2 separate regions of the Mus musculus genome follow, and region 1 is linked to region 2. The links are chromatin contacts, found by Hi-C in ENCODE. All regions are on one chromosome and are shown on one strand. The core of a region is the stretch at or near the end of the contact, and the rest is flanking DNA. Distances in the headings are between cores, read along the strand shown. Region 1 overlaps Mef2c (myocyte enhancer factor 2C). Region 2 holds the start of Mef2c (myocyte enhancer factor 2C).

Region 1 (4,428 bases), core at 271-2,770, 42 kb after region 2:
AATCGACAGTATTTTCACAAAATAACTGTATATTGAAGAAAGATGTATCGTTAAATTCAATTGGTGCCAATTTAGAGGCCTTTGACTTCACATTGTTTTGTGAAAGCTTCAAAGATTATATACCATTATGATAAAAAAGAAGTTTAAACAACAAATTTATTAAATTGAATTTTATTCAAGTGAATTTTTACAAATGAGCATCGCTGTATTTTACGTAATAGAACAACTGCATTATTATTTCCACTTTTCGGGTGAGAATATCAGAGGTTAGGGTACTGTCATTTAACTGAGTTTGCCAAACTCAGGACTGTGACAGGAGAGGATAGGAGTGTTCGTTGTCCTAACCCGTCTCTACAGGTGGTTTACATCTTCCTGGTGTCTTCTAAAGTCACACTACCCTATTAGGCTGTTAAGTAAATGCCCACCTCCTTGCTTCTGTAACAACTCACCCCTGGCCTGCTGTTCTATAGCATTTTCTCCATAGAGGTTCACTACCTAAATCATCAGTGTTTGTTTGAGCTCCTGTATTGACACTTGTTGCTGGAGTGTATAAGCTTCTCTGTTGCATTCCCAGTGATGTCTCTGGCATTGAGCTATCATGATTCATCTCTCTCTCTCTCTCTCTCTCTCTCTCTCTCTCTCTCTCTCTCTCTGACTAACAAACAGACATTTTTCTATATTTTTAAGAGCCATGAGTTTGGCCCATGCAAGATGACAATGAAGCTAGAATTTGATTTTGTTTTTAAATATAATCCAAGCTCAAGCCTCGTTTAAAATTTGCTATCAGAGTGTACTAAATGTGTGACAGCGATGAGCCTTCCCCAAATCGATGGCTGAGAGCTGGAACTCCATCCTCCTGGAAGAGGCCTGCTGCACCTTAATCTCATTTCTGAAGTTTGCTGCCACCCTTGCCTGATCCCCCTATCCCTGACAAGCATTCTCTAGTGCTAAATCTGTGTGCTACACAGCCCTGGCATGTTTTGCAGTGTGGAGAGTCTGGTTGTCCTGGAGTCTTGCACAGATAAAGGAAGGATACAGTTGGGAGAGGAATGCACTGACTACAAAGTGCATCCTGAAGGCCATTTAGCTCACAATGAAGGTCTGTGTTTTAAAATAGCTCTATAACAAAGTAACTACAGAGTGCTGGCAAGGGCTCCAACTATTTATAGAACTGAGTAAGGCGTGGTAAATACCGCCACGGTACCCAGTTCTCCCTTGCCACAACCCCAAACTTATAAGAAGCACTGTAATTATATTTTTCTACTTGGGAAAAAAAAAAATCATAGTAGCCATTATCAGTTTAACCATACGGAAGCTTGGGCTGAGATTTCTTTTTTAAATGCATAGTTTTGAGTTTCAACAGCTGTGCTGGGTCTTTAATCATATATTATCTTTATGAAGCCTTTTTCTAACATATGTTAATTGGCTGTTTTCTGTGACAAATTATGAGCTCTTACTTTGATGAGGTTCAATTGCAATCATGTTGGAGTCGAGTACGTCAAGTTTCCACCCCTGCTGGCTCCTCAAACCACTACAAACATCCGCACGTCACTGCAGTGCTGAGTAATGGCAGGATTGGAGCTGGTTGATTTTGCTACAGATTTTTTTTCCACAGGATATTTTCAGCTTCTTTGTACTAAATCTGTTGCAGGGTTTGCCCTTTTTAGCAGACACATGCTCTAAAATTAACATCAAATCTTATTGGAGATTACTATAATACAGTGAGGAATATTTCATAATACAACATCCCAGCGTCTGCTTTGCTTTACTGAGATTTCAGAACATTTCTTCCACATTTTAAGTCAGTCACTTGTAAATCTGACTAGTACTTTCTACATGAACAGCATGTTGCAGCAGACATTTTGAATGTTCCTCTTTGAGGGAAGCGAGTTATCTGAGAGGATGATGAGGTAGAAAGGCCAATGTTATAAAGACATTGGAAGTAAGTGTTTCTCTAGGTGTTGACAAATACGTTGGAATGTTAGAAATTTTGTTGTTCATTATATTCTTTTTCCTCTTCAATATTACATTATCAGTCAGGTAATGAAAACAAGACGTGTTCATCGAGGTTAACATCCTAGAAGATGTATAACAGCCTTTTCAGCTTTCTGTCCTACTGTCAATGTTTAATGTATGATTCAGATGAACAGAAATGTTCTACTCCATCTGCTCTGATAGCTGTGACAGATAGCTTGTATCAAATACCAACAGATGATCAGTGAGAGCTATAATTAGAACAGATACAAAAACGCAGTGTGTTTGTGTATAATCATGGGAAATTAGTCAAGGTAATTGATTAAGGTCTTCAGTGCCTGCGTCAAACATCAGTAGTATTGGGATTCATTTAAATGTTTTCTGCCTCAACATGTCATGTAAGGGGCTCTAGATAAACTGCAGTTCTTCAAACCAAAGCCAGAGGTCGATTTCCATATAGGCATCAGGAGTTTAGATAAGATGAGCCAGATGTTAACAGAGCCAAATGTGACTAGGCACTGCTCTCCTCGGGAGGCTGTTTTTAATCAGCTATTTCCCTGGGGTAATACACAGCCAATGAGCTCTAATTCCTGAGGCTACCTGCTACTGCCTGGGAACGTCAGTACGAGGCTTACACTGAGCATTTGTGAAAAAAATTAGAGAAGAAATTAAGGGTAGGGGAGGTTAACTTCAGAAGTGATTGCTATTGCTTAAAAAAAAAAAACAGTAAAATTTGCTACTTTTAAATGCTTTTAAATGATTAAAAATAGAGTCAGTCCCAACTTGCAAATACAGATGCAAGTGAAAAGCTATAATTGGTTAATATTAGTTAGACTTGTATAAAGATGGATATTATTTTGAGAATGTGAATGGAGAGCCATCTTCAGCACAAGTAAGTAATCTCAAAATGTCTTTGTCATTAGCGCTATCACACCAAGGGAGGTTGGGTTTGCAAGCCCTGTGTGGTCCTGCAACAGTGGGACTGCAAAGTCAATCCACACACTCCATCTTGAGCCAACTTACACACAGAAATTTAGTTCCACTTGATAAGACACATACTTAATTGGCTTTAAGAAAATAAACCATGGTAAAGAACAATGTGTAAATGAAACAGAGCTTGGCTGTTAGGAAGCCCGTGAGCCATGTGGCTTAATTGGGGCCAGTTGGGATCATTTAATGATTGCTGTCAGAAGATCAGATTTAATAGAAGACCACAGTGGGGTACAGTTAAACAAATTGTCATCGGGCACTTCAGATGAGCCAGACCTTAATTAAGTTGATTAGAATGCTGTAAAGGAGATGAAGAGACAGAGAAAAATTGATGAATCACTAAATTCCACATTGAGCGATATATAATATTACCACAAATATCATCTATATTTTACAGGACCTTTATGGAAGTTTGAAAACCATACATATTAGCCTGTAAACTTTAACAATTGTCTAAGGTTTAATTACAAATTAAAATTAGGTGACATTCAGTTTAAATACCAGATGATTTAACAAGTACTTAACAACAAGAACATGCACTAAAAAATAGTGTGACTTCCCTTTGTAAGGTCATCTTTAAGTGCTGAACAATTTGAGAAAGTAAGTAACAGGAATAGCAAATTATTTTAAGGACATAATTTTGATTATTTAACGTAAGGGAATATGATCTTCACTTAGAATATCTTGTTAACCACTCATGTCTATTATTTACTGGTTATTTACTGACGAGGTTACTCAGGTGTTTTAAAATGCACTCACTGTTTTATCTGCATCTTCTAAAAGACAAACTTGTGTTCTTCCACATGCTACACGGACACACACACACACACACACACACGAATACCAATAAATCTGAAAAGTGTGCCTAACATACAAGCTCACAAGAAGAAAACATTTATAGGGTATTTCCATCTTAAGCATTAAATATACTAGGCTAAAGACTGAGAAAAATAATTTTTTAAAAGAACATAATACGCTTTGGAATTTTATTTTTACCCTAATAAGACAAAACTGTACGTTAGCAATGTGTGTCACTTCGAGCTGACCTTACTTGGGAAGCTGACAATTCAGGCTTGCTGCTGGGAAAGCATAGTGCTCCACTTGCTTTGTTCAGTAACAGCAGCAAACACTCCAACTGCATGTGCTTATCAGTGGTTACAGCTGGAACACAGAACCTCATGTGTGATGATCCATAGTAGCTCTCGCTTTGTGCTAAATACAAACCAGCTTTACCTTCATGGGAAACCTTACACTGCCCTAACTGGTCCCAGCAAACGTGTAGCGGCAAGGGCTGGGTGCGTTTATAAGAACAAAGACGTGATAGAAGCCTGCATCATCTATATAGCCTGATATAGAAATCCTGAAATCTGTCGTGCCGTTGAGGAGTATGAGGCTTTTGACACATTTAGACCATTTGGAGTTTATTTTGGCTTGGAGAATGCAGGATGCCGTTTTAACTACAGT
Region 2 (4,080 bases), core at 1,294-3,793:
AAATCAAAACTGAAGTGTGCTGTGGTAAGTAGAAACTTTGTCTATAATTAAGGAGAAGAGCATTATTGAATTCATGTATTGGCTATATCAATTCTGTCATGTAACATAGGCCATTATAGTTCATTATACTAATTTAAAGCACTATGAGAATAAGTTCTCTTGGTCCTTCTTATAGTTTGCTCTGTGAGGATCTTTGTAAACCTTAAAAATAATCTAAATTTTTATTTATATCACCATATCTAGGTATGCCTTAGCATGCAGCATGTCTAAGCTCAGAGCTTGTACCTCTAAACATGCCGTTCTGTTTATATAAACTCATGGTAGTCACACTTGCTATGTGAAAGAGGAGCAAATACAATATAGCATAGATACCATTTTCAAAAGCAGAACAAACAAAAAACCCACCATGTCACAAAGCTTGTGCTCTGTGACAGCTTGTCATGCTTTCCTGTAATAAAATCGCAGTACTAATTAATAGTCTCAGTGGTAAGGAGCCAGAGGTTTGAAGATTGTTCCCATGTAGTTTAACTTGCCTGTAAAAACAACTTTCTGCTTTCAAATGAAGCCTTCCTTCGGAGGGTGCTTAAATGTTGAGTCCACTGCTCTGATAGAAGCTACTAACTTCAAACAGCACAATGAGGCAGGAGGCTTTTTTGAAGCACAATGCCCCTCTGCATTAAAATAGTACTCTGCAGGCCTACTGGAGAGCTTCCCGGGAAATTCAGCCAGTTACTGGGTTAAACATATACTTTCGAAAATATTTTTAATTAGCTAGATATTTCTATGGGCTACTATTGTCTACTCTTGTATCTTCTACATTATAGTACTCTGTGAACTTTCTCTTCCTCTAATCATAGTATTAAAAATTAAATGTTCATATTTTACACAAGCTACAGTACTCCTGGCATGCAATCTTTCACTATTTTGAGAATGCATAGGGTTGACTTGTATATAGTTGATATATTTAATCTTTAGCTTTTTAGGTGTGGTCGTGATATCTAGTACCTTTTTTTTTTTTCTAAGTATCAATTCTTTGTTAACCTATATTTTTACTATGGAAAATTATTCGACAGCTTAAACCTTAACCTAAGAGTTCTTATCAGTGTCTGCTCCTGCTTCCTGTGCAGCTGAAACTCTTCAGGATAAGTGAAGTCACCCGCTATCTATCGGTCAGGGGAGCCTAATGCATTTGGGAAGTTGTTTTTGGTTTACTTGCTAATGACCTGGATAAAGTCCAGTAAGGTGTGGAGGGAAGGAGGGGGCATTCTCCGAGGAAGCTGTCCTCTCAGTAAATTTGTCCAGATTGATTCGAAAGTTAATGGCCCGGGGATAAAGTCGAGATTTCAAAAACTTGTAATTAATTTATTACTAACATTGGAGGATCCTTTCGGCTCACTTTCTAGCCTAGCCCTCCTGACTCTCAAGGCCAAAAGCTTTATACATTCTGGGCGGGCAGGAAGCGCACGCTGGGATCGAGGCTTGCAGACATCCTGGATCGTGGCTTTTACGCGTGAGTAACGGAGGCGCGCGCGGACCGGAGCAAGGATGAAGTGGCTACTGAGAATCTAAAGGGGGCGGGGGGGGGGGGAGTCACTAGAGCAGCTCTTAGGGTCGCGCTCCTATTGGTCAGAAGGAAGATCTCGACTTCAGAAGGACTTTCCTGCTAGCTGGCTTGCAGCCTCCCCGGGGGAGCGAGCGCGCAGGAGCCTAGCGTCCTCTGTAGCGGCGGGGAGAGAGGCAGGGAGCCGCCGCTCCCCGTGTTGTCTTCCCTTTCATGCAATAAAGAATTGTCATTAGGTTTGCGTATGGCATGTGCCATTACCCCACCGTAAAACTAAAATTAGCAAAATGTCAGGAATGGAAAGATTGATTCACCAAGATGCAATTATCATTTAAAAGTGCTTGATTGAGGTACTGATGTTCAGTGATTTATTCTGCATACCATATACATAATTAAAGTAGTGTAGTGGAGTAATTTATCAATCTAGTTGAGACTGGAGGGGTGAGGAGGGAGCTGCAGTATGTTTGTTTTATTAAAATGTTGCGAGGTTCTAGTCCCGCCCCCCTTTTGCAAGAGTGAAACTGATGATTTCCCCAGCTCGGGAGGAGAGGCAACGGTTTGGGCTGGTTGGGATAGAGAAACGGAAAGGAAAAGGCAGCGCCAGGCAAAGGCAAGAATAAAATGAATTGGGGGACAGGGGTAGCACCGGAGCGTACGTGCTGCTTAGAACCCCAGCCCCGTGTGCTCCGTCTTGCTTGCCGCCCCCGCGTCCCCTCCCAGTATCCTTACATTCCCCCCACCCCCCGCTCTTTTACACGACCTATCTAAGGCTATGAGCTGCTCTCCTTTTCCCATTCGTCTCCAGTCACTTCCTTCCTGGACACAGTTTTCTGGACGAGTCTGGTTACTTTTAATCCCACCGGCCACAGACAACCACTTTCTCCTCCTCTTCCACCTCCTCCTTCGCTTCCTCCACCTTCCTCCTCCTCCTCTTTCTCCTCCTCCTCTCTCTCCTCCTCCTCTTTCTCCTCCTCCTCTTCCAGCGGCTTCGGTGCGCGCGCGAATGCGCAAGCCCGCGCGCGCCTCCCCCTTGCCCCCCTCTCGCGCGCGCACACACGCACACTTCGTCTCCAGCTCTCTGCTCGCTCGCCTCGCAGTCACAGACACTTGAGCACACGCGTACACCCAGACATCTTCGGGCTGCTATTGGATTGACTTTGAAGGTTCTGTGTGGGTCGCCGTGCCTGCAGCTTTGAATCAAGTGGAGAAGCACTTCAAGGCTGGACAAAGTAAAGATTATTGTTATTTTTTTTCTTTCTCTTCCTCTCTTTTAAGAAAGGAAAATATTCCAAGGACTAATTTGGTCGTGTCTTCCTTCATGTAAGTACCTCTGACATTTTTCCAAAAGAATAGAAATAGCTTGTGTATTGTCTCTGAAATCTGCACCAATCTCTTCCAGGCACTGGGTCTATCTATCCAACTCCTTTCTGGAAGGCTTAAGTTAAGGCTTGTTGTGCATTCTTTTCTTTAGACTCTACGATTTCCTTGTGTGTGTCTGAAAGTAACTTTTTAGATAGTAGTATCCGTTTGCCATCTGCTATTGAATTCACATCTGACTCTTCCTGTCACATCAGTTTGTTTAAAGTTTCAAGAAGTTAGTTCCTGTCATTAGCATGTTTGATAGGGTGGAGAACGTGGATACTAGTGTATTTTAGGATTTCACAGACTGTTCTGTGACCTTGAAGTCGCTGTCTTAAAATTTAGCTCTTAGTTCACTGTGGAAAGATGTTCCTATGAGTTACCCCAAAGACTGGTTTTCCCTGGGTTTGGATTCTGAGCCACTAGTCCTTGGGATGACTTTAAGCTAAAGCAGGGCTGTCTGCCAGAGGCCACCTTTTGTGCATCCTCTTCCCTCATCAAAGTGCAGGCTTGAAAGAGTTTAATTGGTGGGGACCAGAAGCAGTTGCCCTGGCCATGGTAGTCTGTGCATTGCACAGTTCATGTTTGCATTTCAGCATGTGCACTGTTGTTTAGATCAAGGGAAATATTAAGCTATTTAAAAACAAACAAAACTAAGTCACTTAGCCTGCCTTCTGTTTGGACTTTGGATGAAAGTTACTAAACTAAGTGACAAAGTTGGCCGTAAAGGAAGTCTATAGAGACGGAGCACATTGCTTATTGTATTATTGTGTATTATGCAAGTGTTTGAGTGCAATGCTAATGTGACTTCCTTTCCAGAGCAAGGCTACCAATTCTTAAGGAAATTGTTATGTCTGAGCCATTTTGTACTGTTCTAGATGCTATGGTTATGAACCTTTTCCCTCACATTTTTGAAATGGATGTGATGTGTTCTGTATAAAACATTCAGGATGTAAATGCTGACAGTGTATGTAGAATCAGGCTGTTTGCCAGTTCTTTAACTGGTCCTTGGTGGAGAATTGCTTTAAGACAAAGTGCATTTTACTATCGTTAATGTGATAGTAACTCTAAGGGTAACTGCCTTATGAAATGCTTCGTGACTATATGTGTTCTCTAAGTGCTGTAAAGAAAACTCCAGTCGCATTTCCATGCCTTTCCAG

The links. A loop is a pair of places that touch in the nucleus more often than their neighbours do.
Region 1: a loop to region 2 is called in a map of adrenal gland, with 4 times the contacts of the local background. The contact joins the enhancer-like site here to the promoter of Mef2c in region 2. A Hi-C loop is called at or near these places in 14 of 37 maps with a recorded cell type or tissue (CH12F3, T-helper 17 cell, adrenal gland and 4 more).

The regions. Positions count from the first base shown.
Region 1 is chr13:83,564,836-83,569,263 of GRCm38, forward strand. All of the region lies in intron 1 of Mef2c (myocyte enhancer factor 2C), which reads left to right. Among named protein-coding and RNA genes, the nearest start is that of Mef2c, 42 kb to the left of the region's middle. Within about 2 kb of position 1,521, at least 2 of the 3 ENCODE cell types and tissues checked have a DNase peak (open chromatin) inside an H3K27ac peak, as active enhancers do; they include heart and left cerebral cortex, where a contact is called at or near this core.
Region 2 is chr13:83,522,200-83,526,279 of GRCm38, forward strand. Mef2c (myocyte enhancer factor 2C) reads left to right here and starts at 2,544. Exons shown (of 11, transcript NM_001347575.1): 1 at 2,544-2,881.